Regions from separate parts of the Mus musculus genome. Here region 2 is linked to region 1. A link is a loop called in an ENCODE intact Hi-C map of the cell type or tissue named here. Cell type or tissue: heart. All regions are shown on one strand. Links, peaks and the distances in the headings refer to the core of each region. The heading gives the core; the rest is flanking DNA.

The links. Hi-C counts contacts between places; a loop is a spot of excess contacts. Peaks named below come from ENCODE experiments on the same cell type or tissue, not always from the same donor. Only the 100,000 strongest peaks of a DNase experiment are listed, where the experiment ranks them.
Region 2: it touches region 1 in a loop (2.8-fold over the local background); 8 of 42 quality-filtered maps call a loop at or near these places.

The regions. Positions count from the first base shown.
Region 1 is chr15:76,534,296-76,542,716 of GRCm38, reverse strand. Tmem249 (transmembrane protein 249) reads left to right here and starts at 7,720. Exons shown (of 6, transcript NM_001378247.1): 1 at 7,720-7,822; 2 at 7,897-8,050; 3 at 8,261-8,355. The coding sequence starts at 8,305. It overlaps Fbxl6 (F-box and leucine-rich repeat protein 6), which reads left to right and starts at 3,971. Exons shown (of 9, transcript NM_013909.2): 1 at 3,971-4,392; 2 at 4,642-4,800; 3 at 4,931-4,994; 4 at 5,297-5,428; 5 at 5,520-5,627; 6 at 5,711-5,824; 7 at 5,913-6,144; 8 at 6,246-6,492; 9 at 6,754-6,994. The coding sequence starts at 4,001. The coding sequence ends at 6,913. Slc52a2 (solute carrier protein 52, member 2) reads right to left here and starts at 3,887. Exons shown (of 5, transcript NM_029643.4): 1 at 3,522-3,887; 2 at 3,115-3,334; 3 at 2,138-3,023; 4 at 1,922-2,045; 5 at 1-1,803. The coding sequence starts at 3,244. The coding sequence ends at 1,591. In heart, for the core only: CTCF peaks have their summits at 4,021, 4,864 (motif pointing right) and 6,348; DNase peaks (open chromatin) are centred at 2,996, 3,886, 4,806, 7,956 and 2 weaker places; H3K4me3 peaks cover 3,942 bases; H3K27ac peaks cover 2,501 bases.
Region 2 is chr15:76,472,184-76,480,604 of GRCm38, reverse strand. It overlaps Bop1 (block of proliferation 1), which reads left to right and starts at 3,356. Exons shown (of 16, transcript NM_013481.2): 1 at 3,356-3,476; 2 at 5,684-5,857. The coding sequence starts at 3,384. Hsf1 (heat shock factor 1) reads right to left here and starts at 3,243. Exons shown (of 13, transcript NM_001331154.1): 1 at 2,888-3,243. The coding sequence starts at 3,004. In heart, for the core only: a CTCF peak has its summit at 7,886 (motif pointing left); DNase peaks (open chromatin) are centred at 2,774, 3,244, 5,964 and 7,914; H3K4me3 peaks cover 2,911 bases; H3K27ac peaks cover 2,314 bases.

The DNA of each region.
Region 1 (8,421 bases), core at 196-8,195:
TAATACTGGTCTCCCTTGCTTTACTCCTGCATACCGCCCTTACCTCTGCCGGCCCATCAGTGCCTGCCTACCTTGCCCTATCACTCCCGCTCCTCCTAGCCAATACCTGAGCTTCGGAAACTCCTAAGAGACCAGGGAGCTCCCCCCTGCTCAGGTGATCCTGACTAGGTCTGGAGGCCAGGAGGAAAACAAAGCCAGGCGGCCAATTCGAGGACAGAAGTGTTAACGTTCAGAAAGATCATCTGAAAGAACCGGGTGGAAATCCCCTTCTCCCACGCAACTCCTGTGAGTTCAAAGTCACCCTGGTACACACTTGGTGTTGTGTGTCCCTCACAGGTTTCTCTCTCTAGTCTGCCCTAAGACAGAGAGAAGGCAGAAACCCAGGCTCTCACCCTGGCATGGCCTTCAGACCCTCATAGCTTCAAAGGATCTTCCCAGTTCTACCTGAGGCTCCAGTCCTTTGTGTGAGAGCTTTAGATCCACTCAGCCCAGAAACAACCCTACAGATGCCACAGGGCAAAGGCCCAGGAGTTTGAGTGGAAGACAGCTAGCTATGTGTCTACCTAAAGGGACACATTGTGGCTTTGACTATAGAAGCTGGAAACTTTATTCGCTGGAGGTCTGATAAGCAATGCTGTCAAGTTCAAAGGTCCCAAGAGGGTCAGAACTTTAAAAGAAAAAAAAAAACAAAAAAACCCCCAAAAAACAAAAAAACGGCCCTGGGGGCTGGAGAGAAGGCTCAGTGGTTAAAAGCACTTACTGTTCTTCCAGAGGACCTGGGTTCAATTTCCAGCACTCTCATGGCACCTCATAGCAGTCGGTAACTCCAGTTCCAGTGGATTGGATATTCAATTTTGACCTCCTCAAGCAAAATACCCATGCATATAAAATTACAAAAAAAGTAAAGCAAAATTTGTACCTGGACCTTGCACCAAACTCTGAAGGTGACGATCTTGGCAGAAGGGTCTTGTGTGTAATCAGCCCCCACCACCCCCCCAAGTTTCCTTGTTGGTTGACTTCCCAACCATGCCAGACCCTCACACCCTGAAGACGCGGTGTGGAGCAGTGAGTGACCCTGCTGCTTGTCCAGCCAATCGAAGGCATTATCCTGCTTCAGCCCCACATGGGCCCTGGGAGTTGGCCTTCAGCTACCGAAGTAGTCCCAGAAAAGCAAAGCAATCATGTAGGAGTCCTGAGGTCACCCAAGGCCCTGCAAGAGCCACTAGGCGAGTGGAGGAAGCTATAACCAGGATCCTGGGGGAGAGGGGCTGCCTACGGAGGGAAGGAGGCCTGGCATAGAGCTGTGCTCATGGGATTAACAACCCATTGGATGAAGATGTTTTATTGTGCAAATCCCACAGAGGTCCCAGGGGTGAAGGCCGCGCAGCTCCAATCTATCCCTGGGTCTGGGCCTGCTCTTTGGTCCTCACACTGGTCTTTTCTCCAAAGCCAGGTCTCTTGTGGAGTGTGAAATATCCATATTATCTGTGTGTAGGGTGGCCACCTTGGGCCACAGGACCCAGGCACTGTGACCATCCCTCCTACCCTCCAGGTGGAGACAAGTGTGAAGTAACTCCTACACGTCTGGGTTCAGAGGCCACACTGGTCCACACAGTCCTTTCCGCTGCGAAATACTCGGTAGATGCTGGTAGGAGGGAACATGGCGACCGCACCCAGCAGAGAGCCCACCTGAATAGCCACGCCAGCAGCGAGCAGTGCTGGCCGGCCTCCGCTGTGTAACATGGAACTGATCGCCACCTTGATATACGAGAACGTGCCTGCGCACAGGACCCATGAGAGTACCTGAAAGGGGAGTGGGGCGGGGTGTCGTAGAGGGGAGATTCGCAGCAGCGGGCTGAGCATGAAATTCCCCTGCTATGAGACAAGCCCTGTTCCTGTTTCATGTCCCCATTGTACTTACCACGAGGACCACACCTGCAGAGGTGCCCACCAGAGGAGGACAGGGACTTAAGGCTGCCAGTGTCATCAGGTAGGAGCCCAAGAGCATGCCCAGCAGAGACAGACCACACAGCCCTGCCAGAGACCTGCCAAGGATGGGCTGGGATCAGGACTGGCTGTGCCAGGCCCTGGCCCACCTCAAGCTCTTCCCCATGGGGGCTTGGGAGTCCGTGAGCACCTGCACAGCACTGCCATGGCCAGAAAGCAGGCAAGGGGGTTGGCACAGCTACCCAGTACGACAGCCAAGTGGTAGGCCAGGCGCCCATAGGGCAGGCAGGAAAAGCTCTGTACAGCGGGCAGCACGCCATTGGTCAGAGCATTGGTGATGGCCAGCAGGCCCAGTAGACAGGCACTTCGGGAAGAGAACAGCTGATGGGCCTTAGGGTCTGGGCTGGAAACAATGCCTGCCACCTGGCCTGGTGGCTCCTGCAAAGGTGAGGCCTCTTCCTCTTCCTCTTCCTCCTCTGTTCCTGGTGTTTCTACCCGAAGCCCTGTACCTGTTGTGGGTTCAGATGTCGGGGATGGCAGTAGTAACAGGAGGCCTTGGAAGGCAGCTGCTGAAGTGCCCAGAAGGGCAGTCAACACCCAGAAGAACGTGGTGGCAGAAAACCGTTCAGGGAAATTAATGGGAGACACCTCGATCGGAGGCCCAGTGGTCCTGTTGGCAGGCACATGCAGGCACTCAAGGCGGCCCACCCCTTGACCCAGGGCTAGCACACAGGGCAGGAGGGCACTCAGGCCCTGACCCAGGAAGAAAGACCGTAAAAAGGGGGGTGGGAGGTGGCTCAAGAAGGGCAGGAAAGTGACATTAGAAGCACAGCAGGCCAATGCCAGCACAAACGCCAGCGTTAGGAAGGCCACTGAGTACGGCTTTCCTGCCACTGGGGCCACGTGGTTCCACAGAGAGGCCAGTAGGCCTGTGCCCACTATGCCTAGCCCCTGAACCACTCGGATGGGGACTTGCTCGCCCTTGCCGCGAGCCAGACGCCTCCACAGAGTCACCAGCAGCAGACCCAGGTTTCCCAGCGCCACAAGCACAGAGAGGTAGGAAGGGAGGCTCCAACCTGCAGTGGAAGGAGGAGATAGTGTAAAGGCACCAGGCTAAGGAACGAAGAGCAGCAACAGCAGCAGCCTACCTCCGCCCACTTCACTCACCCTCCGGGAGCTCTTTCACCACTACCGGCAGCTCTACCCAGATCCCGTTGACAGCAGCCCAGGAGCCCATGCCGAAAAGGGCCACCAGCAGATGGGTCAGCACCAGTCGGCCCAGCGGAGGTGCTGCCATTAGGTCAAAGGTCAAAGCGGGCCCTCCAGGACAAAGCGAAGGTAACAGTCCGCCCTTTTCCCACGTAGATCCAAAGCTTCTCTAACTATTCTAGAGAAAAAAAGAGTCAAGCTTTTTCACCTGGACGGAGACAAAAAACAAACCAAAACAAACCAAAACAAAACAAACAAACAAACAAAAAAACATGCGAGTGGGCAGAGTCAGGGTCTGAGGTGGCCAGATTGCAAAACCAAGGCACCTGGAGGGAGGCGGCGGATAGATCAGGAGCTGCACCTACCATGGAGCCTGCACCGGGACCCTTCTGTACAAGACTGGCAAGCGGGGGAGCGAGAAGCTGGCTTAAAGCATGGTTCCGGGGAGGAAGATGAGCGAAAGAGCCAGTCCTTGATGCTTGCGGAGGACCAAGTCTTGGCGCGGCTAAACCAGACTGGATGACAGCTAACTTCAGGCAGCCGGCGTGGATCGGCAAGAGGTGTGGCTGGCTGACTTGATTCGATTCTGGGCTCCTCGGCTGAGTGCGGTGCATCAGGGGCGTGGGGCCGGAGCAGCCCGCCCAGCCCCGGGAGCACGCCACTTAGCCCGGAAGGCAGCCAAACCCCAGCCAAAGGGTTGTAGTAAGACGCCGGCTAATGCGCTAGACTGCGGCGGAAGTCCCACCCCCGGAAGCTAAGTGTAGTGTAAAGGAGTGAGCTAAGGGGCCACGCCCCTTCCTCTCTGCCCACCCACCTTCCGCTTTTAGTTCAGCTCCCGGGGGCTATGGCTCCCGTGGCCTCTAGGCGAGTTAGACGTCGAGTTCGAAGCTCCAAGCGGCCCGATGCGCGGGGCCGCTCGGCGGAGGACTGGTGGTGGGACCGCCTGGCACCTCGCGGCTCTGGGTACCACCTGCTGCAAGCGGACAGCATGTTGCTCGTGCTGCCGGACCTGGAGCCTCCCCGCGCTCGTGCGCACCGGCGCGCCCGTCGCCGCGCTCCGAGGTCACTGGCTCGTGGCCCCACGGCTGTCGCCAAGCCCAGGACCAAACCCCGACCGGAGCCGTCGCTCGATCAGGGCCTGGACTCTGGTTGGGGAGACCGTATTCCCTTAGAAGTCCTGGTGCATATTTTCGGGTTGTTGGTTGCGGCTCATGGGCCCATGCCGTTTCTTGGCAGGTACACCAACAGCGCCTGCCGCGGTAGAGACTGGCGCACTGAGCGGGTGCTGCAGAGCAGAGGGCAGAGCAGGCATCACATCGGGCGAACACAAGTGCTCCGGCACCTGTCTTCACTTAGAGCTCAAAGCCTAGCACTGAGAACGGGCGACGGCAGGCTTTAAGACCGCTGCGCTGCTCCTAAAACACTCCATTGTAGGCATTACCCGCAAAAGGCCACGCACTCTCAGCAAACTTTTTCTTCTCCTAGGGCTGCACGCGTTTGCCGTCACTGGCACGAAGCCACCTCCCATCCTTCACTCTGGCATACTGTGACCCTGTCACCCTCGCTGGTTGGCCGGGCTGGCAAGGGCAACCTTAAGGGAGAGAAGAAGCTCCTTGCTTGCCTGGAGTGGCTCGTACCCAATCGGTGAGGGCTCCTTGTCATCTTACTGTCTGTTGTCTTCCCTGCATCCGCGTTGAGTAGGGGAGGATTCTGTCCAGAAGGGGGCAGCGTAAGGACAAGAGCACAACTACAGCCGGGCCTTGCTGTCGCCCAGGTTCTCTCAGCTCCAGAGCTTGACCCTCATCCACTGGAAGTCTCAAGTACACTCTGTGTTGGAGGTAAGAGCTGGAGACTGCCCTGCACACAAGCTGTCACGTTTGAGTGGTCTACTATGGGGAGGGTGCCCTGGTGGTGTACCACAGAGTTGTCTGCCTGCCTGCTCAGTTTCGTCTTGCTGACATCTTAGGAAATTGCTGGAGGAGACAGCAATTTCCATGTAGGCCTGGCGTGGACAGAATGGAGTCATAGCTGGGACTATAGGATAGGCTTGTCATGACTACCAGTGTCCCTGTAGATAGACCTTTACCTGCCCTCCACAACCCTGGATGGTCTCTCTCTCTCTCTCTATCTCTTGCTACAGCTGGTTAGCAAGTTCTGCCCTCGGCTCACCTTCCTCAAGCTTTCAGACTGCCACACTGTGACTGCTGAAACTCTGGTCATGTTAGCGAGAGCCTGCTGCCAGCTCCACAGCCTGGACCTACATCATTCCATGGTGAGTCCTTTGCCGTGGGTGGGTGGGGGACCCTGAAATCGCCTGGGCCCTTGTGACATGCATGAGCTGCACCTTTGGGCTGGATCCCCAGGTGGAGTCCACAGCTGTGGTGAGCTTCTTGGAGGAGGCCGGGTCCCGAATGCGTAAACTGTGGCTGACCTACAGTTCCCAGACGACGGCCATCTTGGGCGCACTGCTGGTAGGCTGGGGATGGTCAGGAAAAGGGCTCAGTGGGGACCAGCCCAGGCCTTTGACCTAGCAGTGTTTATCCCACCATTCCAGGACAACTGCTGCCCACAGCTCCAAGTCCTCCAGGTCAGCACTGGCATGAACTGCAACAACACACCCCTGCAGCTGCCTGTGGAAGCCCTGCAGAAAGGCTGCCCCCAGCTGCAGGTATTTATACCCTACTGTCTCCCACCTGCCACCCCTTGCCATATCTGCAGCCTGTCCCTCCTCCCTCCTTCTTCTTCCCTCTTCCTAGGTGCTGCGGCTGCTGAATCTGATTTGGCTTCCCAAGCCGTGTGGCCGAGGCGTGCCCCAGGGACCAGGCTTCCCCAGTCTTGAGGAGCTCTGTTTGGCTGGCTCCACCTGCAACTTTGTGAGCAATGAGGTTCTGGGCCGATTGCTCCATCGCTCCCCGAAACTGCGCATGCTGGACCTTCGAGGCTGCGCTAGGGTCACTCCTAGCGGTCTGTGTCATCTGCCATGTCAAGGTCAGCTAGCTGGCTTTGCTTGGGAAGGTGTGGGGGGGTCGGGGTGGGGTGGGGGTGGTCACTGAGTGCCCTAATAGTCACACCGAGTTCTCCCATCTCAGAGCTGGAGCAACTCTACCTGGGCCTGTATGGCATATCTGATGGCTTGACCCTGGCTAAGGATGGCAGCCCCCTGTTGACCCGGAAGTGGTATCACACCCTGAGGGAGCTGGACTTCAGTGGCCAAGGCTTCAGCGAGAAGGACTTGGAACAGGCCCTGGCTGTTTTCTCGGGCACCCCTGGGGGCTTACACCCAGCCTTGTGCTCCCTCAACCTGAGGGGTACCCGAGTTACCCCAAGCACGGTCAGGTCAGTGCACCGTTCACTAATTCTGTGGATCTTGAACCACTTGCTGCCGTGTCTCACTTAGGGACCAGAGGAGTGCTCCCTGACTCCTCATTGCCAGGGTCCAGGAGGGGTATAGACACGAGTCACTCGTCCAACTCCTTGGGGACACCGAGAGTACTAGATTTGGGCTTGGGTGGCTTGGGGTGGTAGGCCTGGTATATGTGAGGGCAGACGGGGCTCTCTGGCCAACAGCTCACTTTCCCACGGCTTGCCTGTTCACAGTTCTGTGATTAGTGGTTGCCCGGGGCTGCTGTATCTTAACCTGGAGTCCTGTCGTTGCCTCCCCCGAGGTCTGAAGCGCGTCTACCGGGGCCTGGAGGAAGTCCAGTGGTGTCTAGAGCAGCTACTTACCAGCCCGCCCTCTGCCAAAGAGCCCACTTAGAGGGCAGCCAGGTTTACCCTGCTCATTTTCACTTTGAAATGTTGGAGGTTTTGTTACAATAAAGGTTTTTTTTTAAAAAAAGATTTATTTATTTATTATATGTAAGTACACTGTAGCTATCTTTAGACACACCAGAAGAGGGCATCAGATCTCATTACAGATGGTTGTGAGCCACCATGTGGCTGCTGGGACTTGAACTCGGGACCCTCAGAAGAGCAGTCTGTGCTCTTAACCACTGAGCCATCTCTCCAGCCCCACAATTAAGTAATTTTTAGGCACTCTGTACAGTCCTTTGTTGTTTTATTTGAGATCCTTTTCACACAAATTTAGGCTGGCTTGGAACTCACGGTGTAGCCCAGGCTGACTCACAACAATTCACCCATCTCAGCCTCCAATGTGGTAGGCTTACAAGCAGAAACCAACACGTCAGACTGTGTATGGTCCTTAGAGTAAGTGGTTGGGTGAGGAACAGGGTTATACATGATGGAGTATGCTACAGCAGGCATGAACCTGTGTGTGTGTGTGTGTGTGTGTGTGTGTGTGTTAAGTGTCTTAGCTCACTTGGGACACAGTTGTCTAAGGATAGGGTAGACAGTGAGGTATAAAATAGTAGGAGCGAGAAAAAGACCTTTATCAGCTACCAGCATCCATGAAGTGACAGTGTTGGTAGCACGGGCTCAGGTTGTCCAACCACGAGGCAGCCAGGCTACCTTCCAGGTAGTGGAGACTAACCAGGGAGGGCAAGCTCACTAGATAGGTGTGGTCAATAGAAAAGCCCCTTCTAGAACCCTTTACTCTGAGCTTCTAGAACCCAGGCAGCCCAGCCTGGACTGCTCCCTGCTTCTCTGCCCTGCTGTTGTCTGGCGGCTCTTGATTCTTCCCTCAGCTGCAACCCTGGAATTGTCTCGGGTGGGAGCCCTGTATAAAGACAGTGGGGCAGCGGCAGTGGGCAAGCTGGATCCTGACCAGATCTACCTAATTAGGTCCCCAAGGAGCAGCAGGCCAGTGGCTCCCGCTTCTCCGCCCTTGTTAAGTACTTCAAACTCTGGAACGTAGGACTCTTCTCTACCGAGCGCCACTTAGCCAATCAGCTCAAGAATAACAGCTTTTACCCCTTCAAGCAGCAACAGCCGGATGGTGGGCGGGGACTGGGCGTGGTCAGGATCCCAGAAGTGGGGAGGGTGGCTGGGGTTAGGAGGGTATAGGCAGGTGTACTTGTGGGAGGAGACGCGGTAGTACCATGGAGAATCTCCACTGGGCGGGCCCTTTCCCCCAAATCCCTGGTACTGTCCTGGAGCTAAGGGCAGCTCCTAGCTGTCCTCATGTGCTGGGTCATGCCGCCCTCAGTCTTTGTGCTCGAGTACTATTTGGACACGCTCTGGAAGGGGACGATGCTCTTTATCATCTGCCTTGTCTTCATTTCCTGTAATGTCCTGAGAGAGGTCAGAGCTCCTGCCCCACCCCACCCCACCCCACAGCCTCTTTGCATAGGGCCACACAAGAGCCTC
Region 2 (8,421 bases), core at 186-8,185, 62 kb after region 1:
TCCTTTTTTTCTTTTCTTTTTTTACCTCCCTGACTATTTAAGGCTTCAGTCTCTCCCAGCCCCAGCACTTGTTTGGCACAAATCATGTGGCCGTCTTCCTGGTTCTCAAGCCCCTCAGGTAGCTCCTGGGGCTAGCAGACCAAAGCCAGGACAAAGGGCAAGTGGGGCCTGGTCTCCATCTCTTTGCACCTAGTAGAACGACACTGCTTGGGTTGGGTAGTAGGTTAAACACGCTCAGGAGATGGAGAGATGGTTAAGTAGGAAGCATTCGAGTCTGAATTTGGATTCCCTAGTACCCATGCAAAGCTGGGTGTGGCTGTGCGTGTCTGCAGGCCCAGCACCGTGTGGAGTCGAAAGGATTGTTGGGGTTTGCTGACCAGCCAGTCAAGCTGACTAAAGGCAAGTTCCAAGTTCAGTGACACGCACACACACACACCACACAAAACCACACCACACACAAAAACATTCACCTTCTAAAAACTAGAAGAAAATTAAAACACACACACACACACACAAACTACCACCATCTGTACTCTTTTGAGTTAGACAAACTTATTTCTCATGTTTCTTTTTAATATTTCTAAAACGGGTGGGGCAAAATGATCTTACAAAATTTGGATAAAGCTAGATACAGGTTCTAAGCTTTGGCTTTTTTATTTGGGCTTCATTCCCCATTTCAAAATGCACCGAGGTGGCTCTCCAACAATGCTAGCAAGTGTCTGACCGAGGGGACACAGGAAGCACAGAGAGAAAGCCAGGATTGAGAAATGACCCTATGGATTCACTGTTTAGCCCGACCTACTTGTTGTCCCGACCTACTTGTTGCATCTCTGGGCACGGAATCTGGAGGCACCTTTGGTACAGGGTAAAAAGAGAAGCCTACTGAGAGAGGACCATCCACACCCACGTTCACGCGCCTGCAGGGATCTTACTGGGATCCTAAATCTGGTCAAGGGTGTGCTGTCCCGTGGGACCTGACTGAGGAACCCTCTGGATGGCCTGAGGTTCTTGTGGAGCACCTGTAACTGAAGGCGGGCCGGGGACGGGGAGTGGAACCATGGAACTGGAGAAAGGTAGAGATCTGTTCTGTCTCCTGTAGCAGGAATGAGGAGCCGAACCGAGCAAAGCTCAAAGACTTTTGGGGCTAGACAGGCTCCCTGGCCCCTCAAGGAGGAGGATATGCCTGAGAAGGGTAAGACAATTTTTATCTGCAAGTTTGAGTAAGAATGTGGACCTCAAACTTCCTGATCAGTGGGCCCGCAGGGAATGCTGTTAAGAGGCTACCAAGACAATGTACATGCCCCACAGGCCACGGGTCAGGAGCATGAATTCCTACCTGTGAACAGACAGCCAGATCCAAGAAGCTCTGCTGTCCCTGGATGGCCTAGACAAGGGTTTTCTTTTTTCTACTTCTACGTCAGAGCTTGTTTTTTGTACTCAGGGTCATGCCAGCTCCCACTGACCACCGTCTCTTATACCAGCTCCACTGCTTACAGCGTGTCTTATAGCAGTCCACTGCTGCTCAGTACAGACTACTTGCCCATGACTCCCAGCACGCTAACAAGGCTCACAGATGAGTTGCAGCTGTGTGGATGGAAGGAGGTGACAGGGCAGATCAGCTCCATCCTCACACTGAGAGGCCCTCATCAGAACACCCTGTCCTGGAAGAACCTACACTGACACCTCGCCCACATTTGTACCAATCTATAAGCAGAAACAGCAGACAGGATGGATCTTCCTAATAGGATTAAGCTCAGACTATTCCAGAGGCTACCTGGTAGTCCTACTGGACCTAGGTAAGAAAGCTCCCCTTCAGTCAAAGAAAACAGAGGGGGGTAAATTGGGGAAAGATAGAAAGGTAAGATCATACTCTCTGCCCAGGTGTATGAAATCCAGGACAGGCTGTGAACTGAATATGGCATTCAGGAAAACAACGCGGCCCACGGATAGCCCATGGGATAATCACAAAGACCGTCTCGTGAAAAGTGAAGTTCCGTGCTTTCTAGTCTTCTCTTTATTCCCAAAACACCCTTTAGGCAGAGCAGAGTTTAAACAAACAGGCAACTGAGAGCCAGAAGCCTTGGCCTCCATCTGCCACCCAGGCCTTTTCTCCATTCTTGCCAGCTTAAGAAACTTGTGCGAGGGGGCAGTGCTCCGCAGAGACCGAGAGACCCGCCAGATTTGGCTTGCAGAAGGTCAAGGTGGTGGCACCTAGCCGCCTCCATCCCTCCAAAGGTTCCCATTGAATCAGGGTGGCCTGTCTTCAGGCCACCACCATCGGCTAGCTCTGCGCGCTCTGGCCCTCAGAATCCACATGTGAACAGCAGATTCTACTTTCCAACTTAACACAAACACGGAACGACCTCTGCAAGCCAGCCAGAGATGCAGGGCCAGCAGGGTGTGCGGTGTACACAGTCCGCTGCCAGGCAACAGAACAGGGTTCGACACGGCCCTTGGAGGGCCGGGCAAAACTGCTCTGGCGTCTGGAGACTATCGGGGCTGAGCTTAGGCTCCACATCCTCCTATTCTCGCTCTTCTCTCATGCATTCCTTAGGCCTTCCACTTATTCTGAATGATTGCCTAAAAAGCAGAAACGCAGACGGACTCTGGGAACTATTTCTCTGTGAGCAAAGACCCTGTACTGGAAGCCCCGTCCTTATTGTCCGGGTGAAATGTAGGATGATTTGGGGTCTCGGCCTACTCTCCGTGAGTGGCTCTGGGGGCGGGGCGCACTTCCTCCCCAGACAGCGGCGTCCTCCCTCTAGGATGCCAGGATGGCTGAACCCGGGCGAGCCCGACTAACTCGCAGGCCGCTTTCTCCGAAGCAGGTCCCCTCCCGCCACAGGACCCTCCCTCGAAGGCCGCTCCGGCCCATGCCAGCTCCTACCGGGCTCCAGCAGATGAGCGCGTCTGTGTCCGGGTCGCTCACGAGGGTCCACAGCTTGGTTAGGAAGGCCGGGACGTTGCTGGGCCCCGCTGCACCGGGGCCCACGGCCAGATCCATCTCGGACGAAAGCAGGCAGAGGCTGGGGTGGCCTTTTAGAAGAGTGGCTGAAGGCTGAGCTAGTGTCGTCGCTGCCCCTGCCGTCCGGGCCGCTCCGCCGCCCGCTGCGCACACACAGCAAGGCCTCGCATGGCCGCAGCCATCTTGCGACCGGCGCGCTCTCGCTAGGGCCAGACCTGTAGCCTCTGTGCGCAGGCGCCGTGATCTCCCCTGCCTACTTTGCCGGCCCAGCCCTTGCGCCGCACCCTACGCCTGCGCAAGATGGCTTCACCCGGGCTGCTCACCAATCAGAGCCTGGTAGGGCGGAGCCTGGCTGGGGGCACACGAGGCGCTCCCGCTGCCGGAAGCGGCAGTAGATCGGTAGCCGGCGCGGCGCAGCATGGCGGGGGCGTGTGGTAAGCCCCACATGTCACCGGCATCGCTGCCGGGGAAACGACGTTTGGAACCTGATCAGGAGCTGCAGATACAAGAGGTAACTTCCAAGTAGCGGACAGCATCCCTCTGGGAACCATGCAGGCACTTGGCAAGACCAGGGAGGCCGGGCCGTGGCGCAGCGTGTAGTGTCGTGTGGGTCGCCTAGAGCCTGATCGTCCAGTCTGGGCTGTTATTTTGGAACTCTCAGCAGAACATTACTTGCGCCGAGGGGCGCTGGAACCCGGGGGATAGTTCTGTGGCTTGAACCGTGTTAAGGGAGAGACCTTTAAGAGTCCCCTCACCATAGTCTCTGGACCTTCCATCTGTGCTTCCTGTCCTGGGAAAGGTTGTAATTGCGCTCGTGCTGTGCTACCAAGCCAGCATGTCAGGTGTGTTGTGAATCAAAAGAGGACTTGAGATTATGGAAGTCTGATTGGAACCCAGGGCATCCAGAACTGGTTGTCATGGAACCATTGCTAGTCCATGTTGCTAAGCTCAGTAGGCTTGCTACATTCATCAAATGTAGGTGGTAGAAGGCATGCACAGCTGACTCCACTGAATTGGATCCTCAAAGTTCTCAACTTTCCTAATGCTGTGGCCCTTTTAATACGGTTCCTCGTGTTGCGGTGATTTCCCAACTACAAAATCATTTTCGCTGCTACTTCATAACTGTAATTTTGCCGGGTGGTGGTGGCACACGCCTTTAATCCCAGCACTTGGGAGGCAGAGGCAGGTGGATTTCTGAGTTCGAGGCCAGTCTGGTCTACAAAGTGAGTGCCAGGACAGCCAGGGCTACACAGAGAAACCCTGTCTCGAAAAAACCAAAAAGAAAACATAACTGTAATTTTGCTACTGTTATGAATCGTAATTATTTGATATGCAGGATAGTCTATGAAAGGGTTGCTCGCCCCAGAGGGATTGTGACCCACTGGTTGAGAACCACTACGTAAGTTGTCCCTTTGTTTTATGAAACGCCCCTAAGCTTTTCCCTCTGTGTAGTTCTAGGCAGTAAGCCTTTAATAGTCAGTTGTTTATGCCCTAACTGCGTGCAGTACTTTTACTTGTTAGTATGACAAGTAGCGTAGTTTTAGAGATGTCAATAATAAGAGAATGTCAGTGTGACATCTATGGAAACTCAGGTGATCACTGTGATGATTGGCAGCGAAGGCCACTCAGGTAGACAAGAACTAGCCAGCGGCATTGGCACCCATCTTTAATCCCAGCACTCAGAAGACAGAGACAGATGACCTCCGTTAGTTCGAGGTCAGCTTGGTCTACAGTGTGAGTACTAGGTGCAGTCACATGCTTCCTCCAGTGTTCAAGTACTTGTTCAACTTTTGGAGGTCAGTGATAGAAAACTGTTCACAATGCTTGAATGTCTTATTGTGTTCGTTGTAAAGTGGCCTCTAGGGCTGTACTCACAGGATTCTCTGTTCAAAAAAAAAAAAAAAAAGACAGCAGATGGTTTGTTTGTCTGGCACTGGGATGAAACACCAAGACCAAGGCACCTTATCAAAGGAAGAGCTTACTTGGAAGCTTGCTTGCAGTTTTAGCGGGTTGGTCCTTGACCACCATGGCAGAGAGTATTGTGCTGGAGCAGCAATTAAGAGCTTCTCTTATATCTTGATGAGCTGGGAGAGAGGAAGAGGGAGGGATTCTAGGCTTGATGTGGATTTTTGAAGCCTCAGAGCCCACGCCCAGTGACCTACCAACGCCTCCTAATTTTTCTTCAGCAATCCATCCCCTGGGAACCAAACATTCAAATGTATGAGCGTATAGGGGGGTGGGGGGCTCTTGTCATTCAAACCAACACATAGGCTTATCTTGCTAATCTTCAGCTTTCCGACTTGTCCGTCAGGGCTTGGTCCTGGTCGTCAGGGTAAAGAAGCCTCCTGTTGCAGCTGGTCAGAGCCTCCAGGGAGTTCTAATCCCCCCCAGGCCCAGGGTCCCATTCCAAGCTGGTGTCAGTTTCAGGACCCTTAGGTGACAGTAGGGTGTGGAGTGTGTCCGTGGAGGAAACTTGGTTTTGGTGGCACAGTGAGAAGAAACTGATCCCCACAAAGCCAGTGTGTTCTTGAAAGGTTCCCTCTGTTTGTTGCACGGCTCTGGGGACTGGTGTGTCTGCTCCGAGGGCAGGTTCTGTCCACAGAGGCAGGAGAGGAGGAGGGTTCCAGGCCGGGTGAGTGGTTTCGGCGCAGACGGAAGTGTGTGACCAGAGGCACCTGCTTCCAGGTGGCAGTTATTAAACCCTCTGATTCCTTGCAGCCTCCTCTCCTCAGCGATCCTGACTCCAGTCTCTCTGACAGCGAGGAGAGTGTGTTTTCAGGCCTCGAAGATTTGGGCAGTGACTCGAGTGAGGAAGACACTGAAGGAGTGGCCGGATCCAGCGGTGACGAAGACAACCATAGGGCAGAGGAGACCTCTGAGGAGCTGGCACAGGTGGGTGAGGGACCAGCTTCCATGGGCTCTCCTGCACATGAGGATGGCCAGAAAGAGGAAGTGCCTGCCTGGGAGCTGTCCGCTTCACACTGTCCCCTTCGTGGTGTCCTCGGGAACCTGGTCCTCTATCCGTCCCTCGTCACACATTTGAGCTCCAGGGTTTGTAACCTCAGTTGTCTGTGCCTTTCCTGAGAATGACGAATGCCCACGTGCTCATGTCTTTGCTCGTCAGACAATTCTCAGACCACCTCTATGGGACAACGGGCTGACACTGGTCTAGGGATCGTCTTGAGTTTTCTAGAGACAGAGCCTGAGATGGGATGCTCCTGCTAGGGGTGCCAGTGGTACGTGTTTGCGAGGGAGGATGTTCAGCAGAAAAAGCAGGAGAGACCAGAGGCCAGCATAGCTGCCCGTGGGCCTTGGAAGCTGAGGCAGTTGTTTGCTGTACTGATGGGGAAGACTGTATTCTGCTCTTTGTTTGATAAAAATGAAAGAAAAGTTTAATTTGATTAAAATACAGCAGCAGTTTAAAGCTTTCTGCAAACTAGTTTGTAATGGTTTACACTTCAGTGGCCCTGTCGTTTTGGAATCATGACCTTGGTTAATCATGTCTGCTGTCAGGTTGGAAACCAAGAAGCCAGGCCTAGATCGTCTGGGTATGGTAGGTTGAAGAAGTGCTGACCATGGTCTTTGTAAGATTGGGGGCTTACTATTCTCTCTCTCTCTTTTTTGTAGGTTTCTTATTTGTTTCTTGTTTGCTTTGTTTTGGTGTGGCTGGTGTATAAGTAGAGTCGTTCACGTGTGTGGGTGGGTACGAGTGGAGCCTGGCTTAATACTGGATCTTCCTTGATTCCTGGCCACTTTATTTGACTGAGTCAGGATCTCTCTCTCTCTCTACCCAGAGCCACTTCACCAGTGACCTCATAACCACCCCCACGGCCCCCCCCTTTCCTGTTTCTTCCTTCTCCTTTCTCTGTCTCCCTTCCCTTGTCCTTACTGTGAGTTCTAGGGAAGTTTTTTTTTGTTTTTTGTTTTTCTTTTCTTTTTTTCCTCGAGACAGGGTTTCTCTGTGTAGCCCTGGCTGTCCTGGAACTCACTCTGTAGATCAGGCTGGCCTTGAACTCAGAAATCCGCCTGCCTTTGCCTCCCAAGTGCTGGTATTAAAGGTGTGCGGCACCTCTGCCCAGCTGGTTCTAGGGATTTGATCCCAGGACATCTTTCGAGGGAGGCAGGAGCTCCACCACACCTCAGGTGGTGCTGTCTTGTTCTTATTTGGTGTTGAGTAGATTTGTGACTGTGTGGCCATTTCTTCCCATTAATGTCTGTTGACCTGTCCCCCTATACTTGATTTTTTTTTTCTTTCTTTTTTCTTTTGAGACAGAGTCTCACTGTGTAGCTTTGGAGCTCACTCTGGAGACCAGGCTGGCCTTGGACTTGAGATCCACCCATCTCTGCCTCCCAAGAGCTGGAATTAAAGGCATGTGCCACTATAATGGGCGGTTTTGCTTTTTAAAAAGCGTATATTTGAGAGAGTACTGCAGAGATGGCTCACTGGTTCAGAACACTCTCTGTTCTTCCAGAGGACCTGGGTTTGATTGCCAGTACCTCTAATGGTAGTTCACAACCACCCGTCACTCCAGTTTTAGATCCAGTGCCCTCTTCTAGCCTCCACAAGGACCAAGCAGGCATGTAGTGCACAGACATACATGCAGGCAAACATGCATACACATAAAATAAAACAAATTTTAAAACATTTATGTTGAGGTATGTGTATGGTGTGCTGTCCGTCTGTGTATCATAACCCCTCCACCCCCATCGCCCACCCCGTTTTCTCACTGCTTCATACTTTTGACATGCAAGAATGTAAGAAAAGGTAATAGCCCTGACATTAACTGGAGAGTTCTGAGTTCTGACTTAGTGTTGCCTCTAGCAAGAATGCCTTGCTGGGGTCCGCAGTATGCTCTGGGGCATAGCAGAGATTAGCTACTAGGAAGTATCTTGACAGGCTTGGAGATCAAGTGTTAGCGCCATCTGGTGGAGTGTGGAGTTTGGAGCTGTGGGTGTCTGGGACCAGGAATTCTCTCAGCTTCCCGAGTCCCGCCCTTCCCCTGCCTCCCTGCTCCCTACTTGTCTTCTGTCATAGACTGTGAAGGAGGGAGCAATTGCTCCCTACCTGTCTCAGAGCTGCACACTGTCAAACAGTCGCACATGGAAGTCAGAGGTGAGGCTGGGTAAAGAAGGATCATGTGTCCCTGTTCTGTAGTGTCATCTTGTGGGGCAGAGGGATGTGTATCCTACAGGGTCTGCTACATTCTACCCTAGGAAGCTGTATATTGAGTTCTGGTGAGAGCGTGCAGAGCACTGTCACTTGTGTTACGGTCCTGAGATGGTAGTTCGGGGCTATCAAAGCCTGTTTCCAGGGCCGTGTAATGTCCCCATGGGCTGCTTTGTCCTCGTGGTAAAGCAGTCACAGCCCTTTCAGGTTTAAGAAGGACAGCCTTCTAGGCTAGGGTAGGAGGAGCATAAAGATTTCTAGATATGTTTTATTTGTTATTATTGCATGT